2 separate regions of the Homo sapiens genome follow, and region 1 is linked to region 2. Evidence: read pairs that join two places in POLR2A ChIA-PET (ENCODE). Cell type or tissue: PC-9. All regions are shown on one strand. Links, peaks and the distances in the headings refer to the core of each region. The heading gives the core; the rest is flanking DNA. Region 1 has its middle 68 kb from the start of ARHGEF3. Region 2 has its middle 33 kb from the start of TASOR.

What was found. Peaks named below come from ENCODE experiments on the same cell type or tissue, not always from the same donor. Only the 100,000 strongest peaks of a DNase experiment are listed, where the experiment ranks them.
Region 1: POLR2A ChIA-PET joins it to region 2 with 5 read pairs; 3 of 35 experiments call an interaction of 5 or more read pairs at or near these places.

What each region holds. Positions count from the first base shown.
Region 1 is chr3:56,866,956-56,872,339 of GRCh38, reverse strand. It overlaps a transcript of ARHGEF3 not described here. Among named protein-coding and RNA genes, the nearest start is that of ARHGEF3, 68 kb to the right of the region's middle. In PC-9, for the core only: no CTCF peak of the experiment used is centred there; DNase peaks (open chromatin) are centred at 1,729 and 2,959; H3K4me3 peaks cover 876 bases; H3K27ac peaks cover 2,625 bases.
Region 2 is chr3:56,713,553-56,718,936 of GRCh38, reverse strand. No RefSeq gene overlaps it. Among named protein-coding and RNA genes, the nearest start is that of TASOR, 33 kb to the right of the region's middle. In PC-9, for the core only: no CTCF peak of the experiment used is centred there; no DNase peak of the experiment used is centred there.

The DNA of each region.
Region 1 (5,384 bases), core at 301-5,300, 150 kb before region 2:
ACATTTATCTATATAAAGGAAGAAGTATGGAAGAGCATACACTGTATTGTGGATAGTCCTTAGATTGGGAGAATGGAATTGTGGGGATGAGGAGATTAAGTTGTAAGGATTCCTGAGCTTTGGTATTTTGCAAAACCTATGAACACCCCTTTCCCCACAAAGACTGTTTATATGTGCCCAAAGCAAAATTCACAAGGTTATAGCAAACCAGTTATGTTGAAATATAGTTATAAAAATATTTAAAAACAAATTTGTGGTTAGAGCATGTGCTTCTTAATGCATTAAGTAACATCTGGCAACAAGTCTAATAAGTAATACACCTTCAGTGATATGATAAGAATAAGAATAAATGATATTTTGAAATACCTACACCAACTACACTGTCATTTGAAAATATAGTGATTTCTGTGTTGACAGTCACAGGTCTGAGAACGCTTCTGTGATCTGTAGCCTCCATTCATACTGGAAAGAAATACTAAATTTCAATCATTGGTGAAAATAAAGATGTATCTCATTTTTCCATCTAAGCTTGAAGATGCCCTGAATTTTATTCAGTGAACTCTTGAGGGTCTGAGAATTCTAGATTATGAATCCCTGCTTAAGACACTCAGTCTGTTATGATAAGCTTTTCTATTATATTACATTTGTAATACAAATGACTGCAAAAAATATAAGAATAATAGATTTTGACCTGTTGGTATGTGAGATTATTAGTGTTAGTAAAGGTAAGAATGTAAAACATTATATAAAAGTTGTTTTTAGGAAGACCATGTAATAGTCATGAAGTCAGTTCTCAGCACTTGGTGTTTAGATTTTTCCTTGAGAACAGCTTAGCTTACTGGTCCTTCACATTGCTTTTTTTAACCTTTGTTTTTTGTTTTTGTTTTTAGTTTTTAGTTTTTTAATGCTTCATATGCCCATCTACACATTGCTTTTTGAAACAGATAACTTGAGCCACCTCAGTATTTTAGTAGAAAATATTTTCTGCTTCTACTGTTGAAAAAATAATTTGGGGATAGAAAAATATTTTATTTTTTAGAGATGAATATGGAAGTGTTTAGGGGTAAAATGTCATATCTTTCATTTACTGTCAAATTCTTTAGCATAAAATATAAAGTGAATATTTTAAAGAGAAAAACAATTTTATTTTTAATTATACAAGTAACATTGTATACATTCTCATCATTTAAAAATCAAACAGCAGAGATAGAGCTAACAGTGACTCTACCATGCCCCAGTCCCACTTACCTCCTTAGGTGTAATAATCAGTTTACTGTCTCCTTCCAGATATTTAGATAGAGTTAGATAGATAGATAAATATATATGTAAAAATTAGTTTGTGATGGCTTTTTAAAGACATGTTGTCATTGTTTTTATTTTAATTTTCAACTTGCTTTTTTCCCTTTTAAATAGATTTTATTTATTTATTGATTGCTGTGAGAAGAGATAGTATATTGAAAGCTATTCAGTTACAGAATAGGGCATCCTCCGAAAGCAAAAGGAGGAATGCCTTGTCTTTTTCTTCTATATAGGGTAGACTTTACTTTTTTTTTTTAGAGCAGTTTTAGATTCACAGCAAAATTAGGCAGAAAGTACAGAGCATTCCCATATGCCCCCAAGTCGATGTATACATAGTCTCCCCCATTATCAACAGTTTCCATCAGAGTGGCACATTTTTCACAAGTGATGAACCTCCATTGACACATCATCTTTCAACCAAAGTTTATAGTTTACATTAGAGTTCACTTGTGGTTTTGTACATTCCATGGGTTTGTACAAAAGTGTAATCACACATATCCACCATTATGGTTTCATACAGAATGCTTTCACTGCCCTGAAAATCCTCTGTTCCACCTATTCATCTCCCCTTCTTCACTAACCTCTGGCAATCACTGATCTCTTTACTCTCTCCATACTTTTGCCTTTTTCAGAATGCCATATAGTTGGAAGGATACAGTATATAGCCTTTTCAGATTGACTTCTTTCACTTAGTAATATGCATTTATGGTTTTTCCATGTCTTTTCATGACTTGGTAATTCGCTACTTTTTTATCACTGAAAAATATTTTATTGTATAGATGTACCACAGTTTGTTTATCCATTAATTTAGTGTAAGCTGTATCTTATTCTTTTAAACTGCTGCTTATTATTGCATAAAACAGATGGGTATAGTTTATTTTTAATGCAGTTCTCCACTGAGAAACATTTTTGTTGTGTCCAATACTTCCCAATAACAAACAATGACTATCTCTACACCCCAGAGCAAGTAGTAAGGTACACTTCATTTAAATAACAGTGTTTGTAACTCTTAAACTTATATATCCAGAAGTATATTCCTTCTATGTCATGCATAATTTAAAATATATATATATATAAATTGTAGTTGTGAATTTAAAGAATGTTATATTGACAAGTTTTACCTTTCAACTGCCTTAAAATGTATTCAGTTTATCATTAATACTATTTTGACTGAGATTTTTGCTGTAAGAAGTCACTAGAAAGTAATACTTTTGTTTCTGATTTTTTTTCCAGGCTGGAGCCTGGGTCTGTCCACCTGAAAATTATGTAAATAATACTGGTTAGGAAGTTTCATCTGGGCTTCCATGCCCAGCTAATTGAGTTTACCCCTAAATGATTTATGTAATTATATCAAGCCTCATCTTTGATCTGGTTATATATTCCTGGTTTCAATTGCAGAAGCTGTTTGTCTGTTTTTCTTACTTTTCTCAATTGTGTCTGATACCTGTTCTCTGTGAAGAGAAGGAGATATGTTGACTTTTGCCCTTGATCTTACCATGCATAGAATTTTACATTACTTGACGGACACTGAAATTCTTGGGTAACTTCAGAGAAATGTTAAAAGAATGAAGTGACCAGGAGAATTCTCGTGGTTTGTGTGTCTTCCTCTACCCTGCTGTTTAACTTACCCTGCGATGTGCTGATCATTTTACGGAGAGAGCTGACTCAGTATGAGCAGGTGGTTTCTCTATAAGCATAACATTCATGACTGATATTGAAGGTGAAACATTTGAAACGAAATCACGGGCTTATCTTCAGTGGTCACAATGCCAGGTTTGGATTAACTCCTTAGCAATCCTGCAGGGAAACCTGAATGGGTTTATTCCCAACAGACTGACCTTTTCCCCTTATAATACTGTAAATGGAACTTTTTTTTTTTTAACTCCTCACGTACCTCAAAATATCAATTTCCAAAACAGGAATCCTCTACTCAGCACTAAAATCAATAAATCTAAAGAGCTTCTTTGTCTTTATTTGGCAGAGGAAAGGGACGATTTTGCTGGTCAGCTCTATATAAATTCCATTGAAGAAAATATTGTTTTAGAATTAATGAGTTAATTTGTTCATTCTTTAGTGCATTCACTCAGCGCGTCCACTAATTCAATCAACTGGCATTTACTGAGCTCTGCCATACATCATACACGGGCCACTGAAAGAAGCTAAACTTAAGACTCATTCATCTGCAGACAAGTGGGGGTTGCACTCTTGCTTCTGAAACAAGTTAACCAAGCACAGAGAAGGCGCATCTAAGCTGTACCCATGGTTGTTTTTCTCCTTTTTCCAAAGGATCAATTCTGACTCTTGGTTGGTTTTGAAAGAAATTTTACTATGGATTCTTTTCTGGTAATATTTTTCTCTCTTAGAATATCCTTGAAACTGGCTGGGCGCAGTGGCTCATGCCTGTAATCCCAGCACTTTTGGAGGCTGAGGCAGGCAGATCACCTGAGGCCAGGAGTTCGAGACCAGCCTGGCCAACATGGTGAAACCCCGTCTGTACTAAAAATATAAAAATTAGCCGGATGTGGTGGCACACGCCTGTACTCCCAGCTACTTGGGAGGATGAGGCAGGAGACTTGCTTGAACCCAGGGTGGGTGGAGGCTGCAGTGAGCCAAGATCGCACCACACTGCACTCCAGCCTGGGTGACAGAGCGAGACTCTGTCTCGAAAAAAAAAAAAAACAAACAAAAAAAGAATATCCTTGAAATTAACTTATTTGCTTTTAGCTGGTTAACTCAAAGGTTCAGTCGGGAAGGTGCTTCACTTTATTTTATGTAAAAGCCAACCTTGAGAAATTATACTTTGTGGTGGGCTTTGCATCTGTGCTCTCCTTACAGTTAGGCATTAGGCTCTAGAAGCATTGAGTTTCAAAGAAACATCACTAGGGTTTTTTACATCTAGAGAGGACCTTTCATTTTGTTCATGTAGAGTGGTTGTGGGGTACTGTTCCATTTTAGGGAGAACGAGGTTGTTTGAAATGAGCCACTTCTGTACATTGTTATTAGTAGAAGTATTTAACAAAATGCCTTTGCTATTGATTTTATTCTGTAAAGTTTGATTCATATCCAAGCAGATGTGATCAAGAGTGTGATGGTTTGATAAATAGAGCCAGAATCACACCATTATCACTTCCTCCAGATGGTCATGCCCTCTTCATTTCCACAGTGGCTGGATGTCTAGGGCCTCCAACCTGGTCTTCCTCATTTTCCTTCAGTTCTCTGCTCAAATATTCTTAGACTTCCTCTGTCCCACTATGTGAAATAGCATTTCCAGGCCAGGCGCGGTAGCTTACACTTGTAATTCCAGCACTTTGGGAGGCTGAGGCGGGAGGATTGCTTGAGCTCAGGAGCTCGAGACCAACCTGGGCAACACGACGAAACCCTGTCTCTATGAAAAATATAAAAATTATCCAGGCATGGTGGTGTGCCTGTGGTCCTGGCTACTTGGGAGGCTGAAGCAGGAGGACTGCTTGAGCCCAGGAGGTTAAGGCTGCAGTGAGCCATGATTTCTCCACTGTACTCCAGCTTGGGTGACAGAGCAAGACCTTGTCTCAAAAAAATAAATAAATAAATAAATAAATAAATAGCATTTTAACTCCTCGGCACTCCCCTCTCTTCTTATCTGACTTTATTTTTTCTTCATAGCCTTTATCATCACCTGCCACATTATGTATTTTTTAAATTTATTATATTTGTCTCTTCACAGTAGAATATAATTTTTATTTTGTTGTTTTTGCCATATTATCAACATCTGGGGCAGTGTCTGGCATTGTGTGTCCGATAAACATTTGTTGGATAAATGATTGAGTGGCTACTTGGTTGTTCATATGTTACATGCTGTCTTTGGAAGGTTACTGTAAACATGAACTGGATTTATCTTGGCAACATTTTAAGAACATGTCTTCCTCTACATACATATTTGCCTTCCCTCATTTTTAAAGAAAACCAGTACAACAAAAGGAAAATCAAGGTCTACCTGAAGAGACCTTGTGATATACAAAGCAAGATAGGTAAAAATAATACCAGGCTTTTATGAGCTAATAAATAAGTCAGGCTAAAGACAAGAGGATAGAAGGAATGTGAAATAT
Region 2 (5,384 bases), core at 58-5,057:
TCCCTCCACACCTCCCTGCAAGCTGAGGGAGCCAGCACTGGCCTTGGCCAGCCCAGAAAGGGGCTCCCACAGTGCAGCGGTGGGCTGAAGGGCTCCTCAAGTGCCGCCAAAGTGGGAGCCCAGGCAGAGGAGGCGCCGAGAGAGAGCAACGGCTGTGAGGACTGCCAGCACGCTGTCACCTCTCAATCCCCCCTCTAAACAGGACACCCCAACTGCTGTTGGGAATTTGGCCGATGACCGCTCTAGCTACTTCCTGCTGGACAGGGGCAAAGAAGGGGCCCTGCAGTTGTAGTGTCCTTCAGAGGAGAGGTCTCTAGGCCAGGGAAAGTGCCAGCGGGTCGGTCCAGGGGTCCTCGGTAGAAGTTGTTAGTTGAACTCATTTGGGGTTCCATTTGTAAGACCATCCGTAGCTTGATGGCCTCGATTCTAGAGAAAACAAATTTGACAAGAAGGTTAAAAATACAGGGCCCAAAGGCGAGTAACAGCAAGATGGCTGCCACGGGACCTAGAAAGGGGAGAAGCCATGTTGCCCAACTCCAGAGATTGGTATAAGACTTTGAAAGGCGTTGTCTGACTTCAGAAGCCTTTTCCTGTAAACGCTGGGCAGCATCTCGTGCTATCCCCGACTGGTTAGTGTAAAAACAACACTCTTCCCCTAAGAAGGTGCAGAGTCCTCCTTTCTCAGCAGTGAGGAGGTCTAGGCCTCGGTGGTTTTAGAGAGTCACTGCTGCCAAAGAGTCTATTTGGGATTATAAAGCAAGGATAGATTTCGTTATTTCTTGCAAACTGTCTGAGAGGCAGATATGGGTTGAAGATCCACATAAGTAGAATATGCCTTGGCTGGGTAGATAGACATTTACCCTGGCTTTTAAAGGAATAGGGTACACTGTTTTTTCTTTACTACTTACATCTCTCTCTTTCTCTCTTCGACTTCTCCTTTGTCTCTTCCTCTCTTTTTAACTCTCTCTCTGACTTCCTGTGTCTGTCCCTCTTTCTCTCTGACTCCTTCTTTATCTCTTCCTCTCTGTCTCTTTCTTTGACTTCCTGTCTCTTTCTTTCCTTTCTGCTGCCTCTGCCAGCTGCTTATGCTGCTGTTCTCCCCTCTCCTTCCCATTTTGATGGCTTTGTCAGTGTAAGAGCATGAGGTAACTTTCAGTGCCCTAATATATATGTAGTTGGAATCTCTAAAGACATGGAGAGAGGCAGGAAACAAAAATCGAAATAAAGCCAAAATTTCTCCAAACTTGATGAAAACTATAAACTCACAGATCCAAGAAGCTTAATGAACCCTCAAACACAAGAAGAAGAAAAATACAAGGCTTTTTTTTTTTTTTTTGAGACGGAGTCTCGCTCTGTTGCCCAGGCTGGAGTGCAGTGGCGCAGTCTTGGCTCACTGCAAGCTCCGTCTCCCGGATTCATGCCATTCTCCTGCCTCAGCCTCCCAAGTAGCTGGGACTACAGGCGCCCGCCACCTTGCCTGGCTAACTTTTTGTATTTTTAGTAGAGACGGGGTTTCACTGTATTAGCCAGGATGGTCTGGATCTCCTGATCTCGTGATCCGCCCGCATCGGCCTCCCTAAGAGCTGGGATTACAGGCGTGAGGCACCGCACCCGACCACAACAAGGCATTTTATAGTCAGACTGCTCAATACCAGTGATAAAGAGAAAAATCTTACAAAGCAGCCAGAGGAGGAAAACATGTTACTTACAGAGGAACAAAGATAAGGATTACAGAAGAATTATCATTGGAAACAAGGGAAGCAAGAAGACAGTGAGGAATATCTTTAAAATACTGAAAGATGGCTGGGCGCAGTGGCTCACGCCTGTAATCCCAGCACTTTGGGAGGCCGAGGCGGGCGGATCACAAGGTCAGGAGATCGAGACCAGCCTGGCTAACAAGGTGAAACCCCGTCTCTACTAAAAATACAAAAAAAATTAGCCAGGCGTGGTGGTGGGTGCCTGTAGTCCCAGCTACTCGGGAGGCTGAGGCAGGAGAATGGTGTGAACCAGGGAGGCAGAGCTTGCAGTGAGCTGAGATCGTGCCACTGCACTCCAGCCTGGGCAACAGAGCAAGACTCCGTCTCAAACAACAAGAAGGAAGAAAAGAAAAAAACTGAAAGAACAATAGCTCAACCTAGAATTCTGTACACAGTGAAAATATATTTCCAAAACAAAGACAAAGTAAAGACTTTCAAACATAAAGCTGAATTTATTACCAAAAGACCAGCATTACAAGAAATACTAAAGAAAATCCTGGCCGGGCACAGTGGCTCACACCTGTAATCCCAGCACTTTGAGAGGCCAAGGTGGGGGGTTGGGCGGGGGGGGCGGGGGGGGCTGGATCACGAGGTCAGGAGTTGGAGACCAGCCTGGCCAAAGAGACCAGCCTGGCCAACATGGTGAAACCCCGTCTCTACTAAAAATACAAAAATTAGCCAGGTGTGGTGGCGGGCACCTGTAATCCCAGCTACTCTGGAGGCTAAGGCAGGAGAATTGCTTGAACCTGGGAGGTGGAGGTTGCTGTGAGCCCAGATTGCGCCATTGCCTGGGTGACAGAGCAAAACACTGACTCAAAAAAAAAAAAAAATCCTTGAAGCAAAGAAAATGATGCCAAATGGTTGCTTTAACATTCAAAAATTAGTCAATGCAAATTACCAAAGTAAAAAAAAAAATAGATGCATAAAAATGCATTTGACAAAATTCAGCATACTGATTAAAAAAAGAAAATCTTCAGCAAACTAGGAATACAGGGAAATGTTCTGACTCTAATAAAGGCTATCTATAACAAACTATGACTAGCCCCACAGTACTGAAAAACTGAATGCTTTCCCCCTAAGATTGGAAACAAAAAAAGGATGCTCATTCTTACAACTTTTATTCAATATTGTACTGGAGATCCTAAATAATGTAGTAAGTAAAAATAAATAAAAGACATCCCAGTTGTAAAAGGAAAGGTAAAACTGTCTTAATTTATAGGTAACATGATTAGGTAGAAAATTTTATGGATATACAAAAAAGCAACTAAAACTAGTGAATAAGCTTAGCAAGTTTGCAGGATACACAATAAACATACAAAAAGCAATTATATTTCTATATGATAGCAATGAACAGTGACACATTTGAATTTGAAACAACACCATTTAGCATCAAAAATATGAAAAGCTTAGCGATACCTTTGAGAAAAATATGCAAAATGTACACTGAAAATTATAAAAAGAAATAACACTTAGAAGACCTAAGTGAATGGAAAGATATACCATGTTCATAGATGGAAGACTCAATATTAAGATGTCAGCTCTCCCTCAAATTAATTCATAGATTTAACACAATACAATCCTAAATCTAAGTGGGCTGTGTTGTAAAGATTGGCAATCTGATTTTAAAATAGTAATGGAAATCTAAGAGAACTAGAATAACCAAAACAATTCTGAAAAAGAACAACAAAGTTGAAAGACTTACCCAAACAAAACTCACTATAATGCTACAATAGCCAAGACAGTGTAATTCTGGTATGAAGATGGACAGTTGGGGCTGGGCGTGGTGGCTCACACCTGAAATCCTAGCACTTTGGGAGGCCGAGGCAGGCAGGTCATCTGAGGTCAGGAGTTTGAGACCAGCCTGACCAACATGGAGAAACCCTGTCTGTACTAAAAATACAAAATTATCCGGGTGTGGTGGCACATGCCTGTAATCCCAGCTACTCGGGAGGCTGAGACAGGAGAATTGCTTGAACCCAGGAGGCGGAGGTTGTGGTGAGCTGAGATCGTGCCATTGCACTCCAGCCTGGGCAACAAGATCGAAACTCCATCTCAAAACAAACAAACAAAAAAGATGGACAGTGGCCAGGCGCAGTGGTTCATGCCTGTAATCCCAGCACTTTGGGAGGCCGAGGAGGATGGATCACCTGAGGTCAGGAGTTCAAGACCAGCCTGGCCAACATGGTGAAACCCTGTCTCTACTAAAAATACAAAAATTAGTCGGGCATGGTGATGTGTGCCTATAATCCCAGCGACTTGGGAGGCTGAGGCAGGAGGATCGCTTGAACCTGGGAGGCAGAGGTTTCAGTAAGCTGAAATCACGCCACTGCACTCCAGCCTGGGCAACAGAGGGAGACTCTGTCTCAAAAAAAAAAAAAAAAAGATGGACAGTCAATAGATACAAATAGGAGTCCAGAAATATAACCAACATATATGGTCAATTGATTTTCAACAGGGTTGCAAAGTGAATTCAGTGATAAAGGATAATCCTTTCAATACATATTGTTAGAACAATTGGATATTTCTATGCAACAAAACCCAATAATTTAGGCCTTTACATTACATCTTATACAAAAATAAATGGATCATAGACATAAATGTAAAACCAAAAACTATACAACCTCTAGAGGAAATCAGGAGACAATATTTGTGACCTTGGGTTAGGCAAAGATTTCTTAAATGGGACCCACAAATTATAATCCATAAAAGAAAATAATTGATAACTAAGACATCATTAAAATTAAGAATTTCTGTTCTTCAAGATATGGATTAAAACACTGAAAAGACAAGCCACAGAGTGGTAGAAAATATTTGCAAATCACATCTCTGACAGAGAACCTGAATCCAGAATAAAGAAATCTCAAAATTCAGCCAGGTGTGGTGACTCACACCTGTAATTCCAGCACTTTGGGAGGCTGAGGAAAGTGGATCATTTGAGATCAGGAGTTTGAGACCAGCCTGGCCAACGTGGTGAAACCTGGTCTCTACTAATACTACAAAAATTAGCAGAGCATGGTGGCAGGTGCCTATAATCCCAGCTATTCGCGAGGCTGAGGCAGGAGAATCACTTGAGCCCGGGAAGCAGAGGTTGCAGTGAGTGAAGATTGCACCACTGCACTCCAGGCTGGGTGACAGAGTGAGACTCTGTCTCAAAAAAAAAAAAAGAAAGAAAAAAAAAGAAAAAAATCTTTAAAATTCAACGATAAGAAAACAACCCAATTTTAAAATGGGCAGAAGATTTAGACACTGACCAAAGAAGATATATGGATGGCAAATAAGCATATGAAAAGATACTCAACATTACTAGTCATTAGGTTAATGCAAATTAATGCCATGAGATACCACTACTCACCTACTCAGCTATTATAAATCTAAAGTTAAAAAGACTAACCATGGCAAATAGCATAAGAAAAATTGTTCAACATCACTAATCATCAGGGAAATGCAAATAAAAACTACAATGATATTATCTCACACCCATCAGTGGCTACTGTAAAAAAACAGATAATAAGTTAGCAAAGATGTGGAAAAATTGTACTTCAGTGGGAATGTAAAATGGTGCCACTGCTATGGAAAGCAGTACGGCAGTTCCTCAAAAAACGAAAAACAGAATTACCATGTGATTCA